Regions from separate parts of the Mus musculus genome. Here all the other regions are linked to region 3. Evidence: chromatin contacts called from ENCODE Hi-C or POLR2A ChIA-PET data. All regions are on one chromosome and are shown on one strand. The core of a region is the stretch at or near the end of the contact, and the rest is flanking DNA. Distances in the headings are between cores, read along the strand shown. Region 1 holds the start of Vegfa (vascular endothelial growth factor A). Region 2 holds the start of Mrps18a (mitochondrial ribosomal protein S18A). Region 3 has its middle 37 kb from the start of Mrps18a.

Evidence for each region. Hi-C counts contacts between places; a loop is a spot of excess contacts on that map. ChIA-PET counts read pairs that join two places held with the same protein, here RNA polymerase II (POLR2A).
Region 1: a loop to region 3 is called in a map of T-helper 2 cell, with 2.1 times the contacts of the local background. The contact joins the promoter of Vegfa here to the enhancer-like site in region 3. A Hi-C loop is called at or near these places in 2 of 37 maps with a recorded cell type or tissue (T-helper 2 cell and regulatory T cell). POLR2A ChIA-PET finds 5 or more read pairs at or near these places in 4 of 5 experiments (Patski and embryonic stem cell).
Region 2: POLR2A ChIA-PET joins it to region 3 with 13 read pairs in embryonic stem cell. The contact joins the promoter of Mrps18a here to the enhancer-like site in region 3. POLR2A ChIA-PET finds 5 or more read pairs at or near these places in 3 of 5 experiments (Patski and embryonic stem cell).

Annotation. Positions count from the first base shown.
Region 1 is chr17:46,030,984-46,033,683 of GRCm38, forward strand. Vegfa (vascular endothelial growth factor A) reads right to left here and starts at 1,394. Exons shown (of 7, transcript NM_009505.4): 1 at 308-1,394. The coding sequence starts at 907.
Region 2 is chr17:46,109,594-46,112,293 of GRCm38, forward strand. Mrps18a (mitochondrial ribosomal protein S18A) reads left to right here and starts at 1,411. Exons shown (of 6, transcript NM_026768.3): 1 at 1,411-1,536. The coding sequence starts at 1,425.
Region 3 is chr17:46,072,697-46,075,396 of GRCm38, forward strand. No RefSeq gene overlaps it. Among named protein-coding and RNA genes, the nearest start is that of Mrps18a, 37 kb to the right of the region's middle. Within about 2 kb of position 1,380, at least 1 of the 3 ENCODE cell types and tissues checked has a DNase peak (open chromatin) inside an H3K27ac peak, as active enhancers do.

The sequences.
Region 1 (2,700 bases), core at 144-2,643, 42 kb before region 3:
AGCCCAGCCCCCTCAGCCTCCTCCTCTGGCTCCCGCCCTCCGCTGCTCGGCCCAGATCGTACGTGCGGTGACTCTGGTGGGTGGGCAGGGCCCGCGTGGGCGGCGAGACGATCCTGGCGCCCTCCCACCTAGCGCGCACCCCCTCCCCCTCCACGTACGACGACAGAGGGGGACGCCTCGCGCCCGGTGCCCAAGGACCCGCGTGGGGCACGAAGCCCCCCACGCGCGCGCTCGCACGCACGCACGTCCCCAAGCGGGAGAGGCGCTCGCCACGGCCCGGCGACAGCAGACGGGCACGACCGCTTACCTTGGCATGGTGGAGGTACAGCAGTAAAGCCAGGGTCCAGTGCACCCAAGAGAGCAGAAAGTTCATGGTTTCGGAGGCCCGTCCGGGGCCGGCGCGGCTCGCGCTCCCTCTCCGGCTCGGACTGCGAGGCAGCCCGCTCTCTTGCGCGCCTTGGCGGGCTCCTCTCCCTTCTGGAACCGAGGCCCGGGCCGGGGCCTGGGGCGCGCGCGCGGCTGGAGCACTGTCTGCGCACACGGCCGCCTCACCCGTCCATGAGCTCGGCTCCTGAGAGCCGAGCGCCCACTGCGGCCCCCTCTCCTCTTCCTTCTCTTCCTCCCCTCTCTTCTCGGGCCCCGGCTTCTCCAGGCCCGAGCTAGCACTTCTCCCAGCTCCGATCGGTTTGTCTCCTGCGGCGCAGACCACGGCTACTACGGAGCGAGAAGAGCCCAGAAGTTGGACGAAAAGTTTCCGTGCAATCCCGCGAGCCCCGACCCCCTCCACCCCGCCTCCGGGCGCGGGCTTCGGTTCCTCGCGGCTCGCCGCCGCGTCCACCGTCGGCAGCCCGCCGGCGAGGAGGTGGGCGCTGGGGCTGGGGGCGGTGTCTGTCTGTCTGTCCGTCAGCGCGACTGGTCCGATGCAAGATCCCAAGGGGGAGGGCTCACGCCGCGCTCTGGCGGTCACCCCCAAAAGCAGGTCAGTCACTTTGCCCCTGTCCCTCTCTCTGTTCGCTCGCCAGCGCGCTCTCTCTGACCGGTCTCTCTCTCTCTTCCTTGACTTCTCTCTGGAGCTCTTGATACCTCTTTCGTCTGCTGATTTCCACAATCCGAAGTGATTTGAGGGAGTGAAGAACCAACCTCCTCAAACCGTTGGCACGATTTAAGAGGGGAATAGGAAGCAAAAATAAATTAAAGCGTAAAACAATACAGTTTAAGAAAAAAAAATTAAGAGGTTTGAATATCAAATCCCAGAGCACAGACTCCCGGGCTGGTGAGTCCGCTGAATAGTCTGCCTTGTCGCTGCGTCTCGCGACAGAGCTCCGCTGCCGCCGCTCAGCTCGCCCCCAGTGCCGCGGCCTCGCTGCAGCTCGGCTGCCCCAAGCCTCTGCGCTTCTCACCGGTAACAGCGGTGGAAGAAAAAGAGGAAATCTAGCTCCACCCCCAAGCCCCGCCCAGACCCGCCCCGGGGAGCGGTCTGGTGGAGCCAGGCACCGCCTTTCGGGGAGCCCCTAGGCCACTACCGCGAAATGGAAAGCTAAACCCCTTACCAGGGTCCACGGCCTCAAAATTATCTGTGCACCCCTTCAAACTGGGCTCAGGAACACACTGGGAATCCCAGAGTATTGGGAATCAGGGGAGACAGGAGAGTGAGGTTATATGCGGACAGGGTCTAAGAACAATTCCCTTTCCCAGGAATATAGGAGAAAGTAGGGGTTGGAAGGCGGAGAGCTGGCAGGGACGTATGAGGATAGGGACAACTAGAGTGACCCCTGGCTTTCTCCCCCACCTCACAAACACACTACACACACACACACATGCATGCACGCACTCACATTGACACACGCGTCCTCCCTCACGCAGACTCGGCTCGCCCAAGTTCACGATCTCCCCGTGATGGCCGAGCGCCCCCTAGTGACTACATTATGCACACCCCAACTCTTGCTCAAATGGCACGGGTCTTGGAAAGGGGGTGAGAGTTGATTCTTGAGTGCGGCAGACTTTGAGCTCCCAAATAATTGCGTGTTTCTGACATACACACACACCCAAAAAGTTGCGTGTTTGACCTCGGAAGCATAACTCTAGGTTTATATGTGGGGAGGGGGTTACGGGGGGGGGGGAGTATGCTTATCTGAGCCCTTGTCTGATCTGCAGTCATCAGGAGCTAGGGCCCTGGGGTGAATGGGATCCTCTGGGAAGTTTCCAGAGAGGCTTCTCTGGAGAGAATTTGGCACCAAATTTGTGGCACTGAGAACGGGAAGTGGAGTTCTGGAGTTAGTCAGTGGCGGGGAGTGAGACGACCTGTGGAAACCCACGTATGCACTGTGTAGTCTGGCAGAGCCCTGAAGGAGAGACAGCTGGGCAGACAGAGGCCCTTGTTCCTCCTGATCTCTCTCTCTCACACACACACACACACACACACAGAGATGTTGCCAGGGAACTGAAGCCAGGGTGCCAATGGGGGCAGAAGCGGGCCAGGCCGGCATGGTGATTCAAACCTACCCTAGCATTCAGAAAGGTAGGTAGGCCAGCTGCCCAGCGCTGCCGCCAACCCTCGGAAGGGTGGGAGTAGAGGCTCCCTCAGTTCTAGCCTAGGCTTACGGTTCATCTTCTAAACAGAATTCAGGGGTGTACTCTGTCCTCCCATTCTCCCTAAAACCCTTGGCTATTTCTCTATGCTTGCACACTTAGCCCGTGTGG
Region 2 (2,700 bases), core at 161-2,660, 37 kb after region 3:
GCAGTGAACCCAGGAGCCAGGGTGACCCATACATCCTTCAGTTCCTCCTTTCCACAGCCTTTTCATTGGCTGCGTGCTCTTTCTTCTATGTCTCGTCAGGGTCTCTGTAGGGGGAGAGATCAGGCATGACCGCCCATGGATGCTCACACAAGGTGTACATCCATGGGAAGAACTTAATGGGTCAGAATCCACTACATCACCCCCAACTGAGTGAGCTCCCTTTTATGATGCATGGGCTAACTGATTGTTTCCAGCTGAAAGGCCACATCTCTCAGCTTCCCTTTCAGACTACGAAGTCATTTCTACTCCTGTAAGGGGCTGTTGCCCATCTTCCCTTGCTGAGAATAAGCATTGTCCCTGCTAAGGACAAACTGAGCCTCTCTTTCTGTCTCTCTACAGCTGCCTTTAAATAACCTAGCATAATGGTGGTGCAGCAACCCGGGCTTTGACACCAAATGTTAGATCTCTTAGGCAGTGTAGGGAGACAGAAGACCGAAAAAGAGGCTAAAGCCTTTTCTCCGCAGAGAGGTCTGTTCATTCCAAAACAGTGAAGGACAAAAGAGGTGCCAATGTGGGAAACGCTGGCAGTGACTCTTTATAGGGGGGGAGGGGGGAGCGGTGTTGTTTCCATTCATAAAGAACTAGGGATGCCCTGGGCTTCCCAGGATGCAGCCACAAGGGTGACTAGGGTGGCCCAGCTTCGCATTCCTCTCTGCACTGGCGGACTGACCAAAGTCATTTGTAGGAATCCTGTCTCCTGACCAAAGCATTCTATAATTCCAAACCCTGCAAGAAATCAGGGAAGTGTATATAAACACAAAGATTGAAAGTGTGTATAAGGGGCTGGAGAGATGGCTCAGCGGTTAAGAGCACCAACCACTCTTCCGAAGGTCCTGAGTTCAAATCCCAGCAACCACATGGTGGCTCACAACCATCTGTAATGAGATCTGACGCCCTCTTCTGGGGTGTCTGAAGACAGCTACAGTGTAATTAGATATAATAATATCTTTGGGCAGGAGAGCAAGCAATGATGGCTCACAACCATCTGTACAGCTACAGTGTACTCATATACATTAAATAACTAGCTAACTAACTAAATAAATAAATCTTTTAGAAAAGAAAAGAAAGTGTGTATTAGCAACAAAGATCGGCAGGTGGGAGGGGTGGTCAACTGTATTCCACCTCTGATGCTGAGGGCCAGAGTCCTTACCATCCCAATCTGTCCTGACAGGTCTAGCCTCAGTCACAAAAGCTGCCCAGCAGGAAGAAAAACTAAGGAAACCGGGTGGCGTGTAATTTACAGACAGAGGAGGTGACAGAAACAGAAGGGATCGGTGACCACGAGAAACCCTCCCGCCGCACAGCGGCTGCGCACACCCCTGCTCCGGAAGCGGAAGTGCACACGCGGTCAGGTGCGTTCCAAGATGGCGGCCCTCAGGGCTCTGGTGTCAGGCTGCGGGCGGCAGCTCCAAGCGTTCCTGGCAGGCCCCGCTGCCACTGGCTGGTTATGGCTTCCAGCTCGCGGGTTGAGAGAAGGTGAGTCCCAGGACCCAGCGACCCCCGGGACTTGAGGAGAGCGTCGTGACACTTCAGCCAGCCGCGATGTGCCCCTCCCTCTCAGCGACTCTGAGACCCGGGAGGTGCGATCCCCCGCGGGCCGCTTAAAGGCTTTACAGACGCTGGCGGGGTGGCTTCACCTCCCGGTTCTCAGTGTCTTCCGAAAGTCAAGGAGAACTGAGAGAAAGACCTGGTCGTTTAAAGATCAAAGAGAAGAATGTCTCAGAGTTCAGAAAAGCTATAAAGGCTGAGTGTTAATTCTCCCATCATTTTCCAAATCGCCTCCTCCTTGGTTAAAGCATGCCGCCAAGCCCACCTTATCAATTCTTCTCTGAAAAATGTGTGATTAAATGGTCACTTTCTCTGCCTAAGCTACGGACTTGTAAGATAGCAGCCAAAGTGCAATGGCAGTTGAACAACTAAGACTTGCTAAATGTTAGGTCTGCATTTCATTAATATTAAATCTGGAAAGGTAACCAGATTCTAGCATCATCTGAGACCTTACTGAAGGTCAAACGCTGTGAGTCTAGCTGTAAAAGGACTGTAAAGGGAAAAAGCACGGCTTCCTTGGGTTCTAACGAGCTATGTATACATCCCCACCAATAAACGGAAGTTATCCGTTTGCATGAAAAAGTACAGTAAGATTCTGTAACCAGAAATAGCAAAGTCAGTTTGAAATTTTCATAAAGAGGATGCTCTTGAACAGGCTCGTAAAAGGATGGAGTTTGGCAGAGTGAAAAGGTCTTTCTGGATATAGTCTTTTCTGTATTCTGTGAGAAGCAGGAAAGGATAAGTGATGTAGATAAAGAAATGATGCGGGAAGGGACTTGTCTTTAAAATTGGCCAACCAGGGAATATTAGTTAAAACTGAGAAATAAGTTGGGCGTGGTGGCTCACAACTTTAATCCCAGCACTCGGGAGGCAGAGGCAGGCAGATTTCTGAGTTTGAGGCCAGCCTGGTCTACAGAGTGAGTTGACAACCAGGGCTATACAGAGAAACCTTGTCTCGAAAAACCAAAAAAAAAAAAAAAAAAAAAAAAGAATGGCAGATAGATAAACTGGGCAGTGGTAGCACCCCTTTAATCCCAGGAGACAGAGGCAGGCAGATTAAGTTCAAGGCCAGCCTGGCCTACAGAGCGAGTT
Region 3 (2,700 bases), core at 130-2,629:
CACACAGACAGTGCAGAATAGAGTGGTGGAGACCCAAGTCATCCTGGGAGCACGGAGAGGAGCGTCACAGTGCCAGGTGCCACTCAGCCAGAGAAAAAAGAGGGGTTGGACACAGATTCCCTCCCCACTTTATCTAGCCCTGCTTCTCTGGTACCCACTGGCCGCCCACAAGGAAAGTATCTCTCTAAGGGATAGCATAGGTGGGTAAAGGTAAAAACAAAAACAAACAAACAGAACCAGACCATGGTCTGAGGATGGAGCTCAGTGGGTTGAGCTCTTCCCTGGCAGTCAGAAAGCCCTGGGTTCGATCGCCAACATATAAACCAGGCATGGTGGACCACAACGTATGTAATCTCAGAAGTTGAGAGATGGAGGCAGGAGGTCCTCTGAGTTTCATGCTGTGGGATGTATGCACCACACGCATCATACACACACACACACACACACACACACACGCGCGCGCGGCAAATAAATAAAAAATAAATAGAATATAAAAACGTAAACCCCATCTCTCTTCATCAAAGATACACTCGTGGCCGTGGACCCACCCCTCACCAGGGCGGGCAAGACAGTGCCATGCCTTTCTTAGTCATGTCTTCCAGGGCCCTTGCTCTCCGAAGTGCCTGTGGCATCTGTGAGATGGTATAGGTAGGGGACAAAAAAAGCAAGGGCAACTCCCATTCAAATCCCTTCCTGGACCCTTTAGTTCCATGTCCCTGAGCGACCCTTTTGTCAGCCCCATGGAGGGAGGGCAAAGACTCCCCCTTCCAGATGGGTCCAGGGAGGCAAGAAGAACCTACATCATTCTTAGGCACTTGGCTCAAAATGGTAGTGAGCTGACAGGGTTAGAGAAACTGGACGGGCAACATTAGCGTTTGCCCTTTAACCTTTCCCCTCATTCTGCTTCACACATAGGTGTGCGGGGAAAGCCTAGTCCACAGAGACAGGGATGTAGGTCTCCAGTGGCTAGAGGAAGGAAAGACAGATACTGCTGCATAGAAGAAAGACTTGAATCTGAGGTAAGAGGTGCAGGTCTGCAGGACAGATAGGTGGAACTGGCAGGAGAGTTAGCTCTTGGAAAACACCGAGGGCAGGGCGGAAGTCAGCCGGTTCTCCACCCGTCACAACAGCATGCTAACATGGGACCATTCCTTGTCTACTAGTCTCTCCCCAACACCACCTGACCAGGCAGCCCCATTCCCAGTCCTGTGCCCACAAGGACCAGGATGTGGGCAATGCAAGCCAGACAAGCCCTGACGTAGACAGCCCCACGACCCCCAAACGCAGCCTCCTCCACAGCCGTAAGTCAAATAGTCCTTGTGGTTTGGCCACCAGCCAAGCGCCCACACCCCAGCTCACGGGACCGCAAACTTCCCTGTTGCATCAGGTTACACAGCGCGTGCACACAAGCCGGGAGCTTGTTACACAACCTTGGTGCGCGCGCTCGACACCCACACCCTCCGGGTAGCCTGCGGGTCACACAGAGGAAACCGCAGCCTTGTGTGTATAGGGCACAGGCTCTATTCCAGACTTTTGGCATCCAGACCCGGAGGATGGACGGGTAGAGAGTGTGTGTTTGGGGGAGGGAGGTGGGGTAGGGTGGGGTGGGGTGAAGACTCCTGGCTGGGAGCCAGGGGCTGGGAGCTCTCCCAGTGCCTTGCTTGCTATGGAACCTCAGGAGCTCACATTTGGGAGCCTGCTTCCTTCCTTCTACCACGACGGTCCAGATGTCCCCACCCTCAGTGCGAGTTAGTTTCCTCAAACCCCTACCAACCTTTCTTTTTTAATGAAAGCAGAGACGGGGCGTTAGATGAGAGGACTTCTAAATGAGCTTTTCTTATTTTATTACACACATTAGTTTTAATCTGGTCAGTTCTCCCATCATGTGTGTTCTGGGTCTTGCACTTCAGTTGGTCAGACCTGGCATGAAGCACCTTTGCCCTCTGAGCCATCCCACCTGTCCTAAGGGGGCCTTTTCTGTTGGAACTCTTCCAGAAGAACTGAGCCCCTCTGTCAAGCTTAGGGAAGGAAATTTTCTTCTGTGCACTTTTTTAAATAATAATTTTTATTAGAATACAATTACATCATTCTCTGTGCACTTGTTCTTTGCATTATCTTAGAGGAAACATGTTTCACTCTACTTTATAGTAAGTGGGGGAGGGGTGCAGTTGAGACATGAACCTCCCTAGGACCCACATGCCCTCTAACCCAGATAGGACTGTAAACTGGTGTTTCGCTAAGCATTTGTGGCAACACAGGTGCAGATAAACTCAGGGGACCTTGATAAAATGAGGTTTACACGTTTCCTATCCTTGGTTACCAACCTGCTGAGCCAGAACAAGAAGAGAGATGCCTTGGGCCCAGGTGGCTTCTATAGAAGGCATCCCTAGAGACTTTCCAGGTCCTGCTGGAAGCTGGGCTCAGTAGGCCATGAGCTCAGGCAGCTGTGGAGGCCTACAAGGACATCAGGGCCAGATGACCAAGATAGTCACTTTCAACTACATGAGGCAAACCTCAAGCACCTGTCCAGAACTGGTCCTGCACCCTGGCTATGCAGACAGGTAATGATGCAAGAGGCCCACTACCTTGCTAAAGTTACTTAGATCTGCAGTGACCCCTGCTGGCTCTAGGCAAATCAGCCATCTGGCGAGAAGGCCAGGCCCTCCTGTCCCCTCTCCACCATCTATCTGCCTTTCTGTC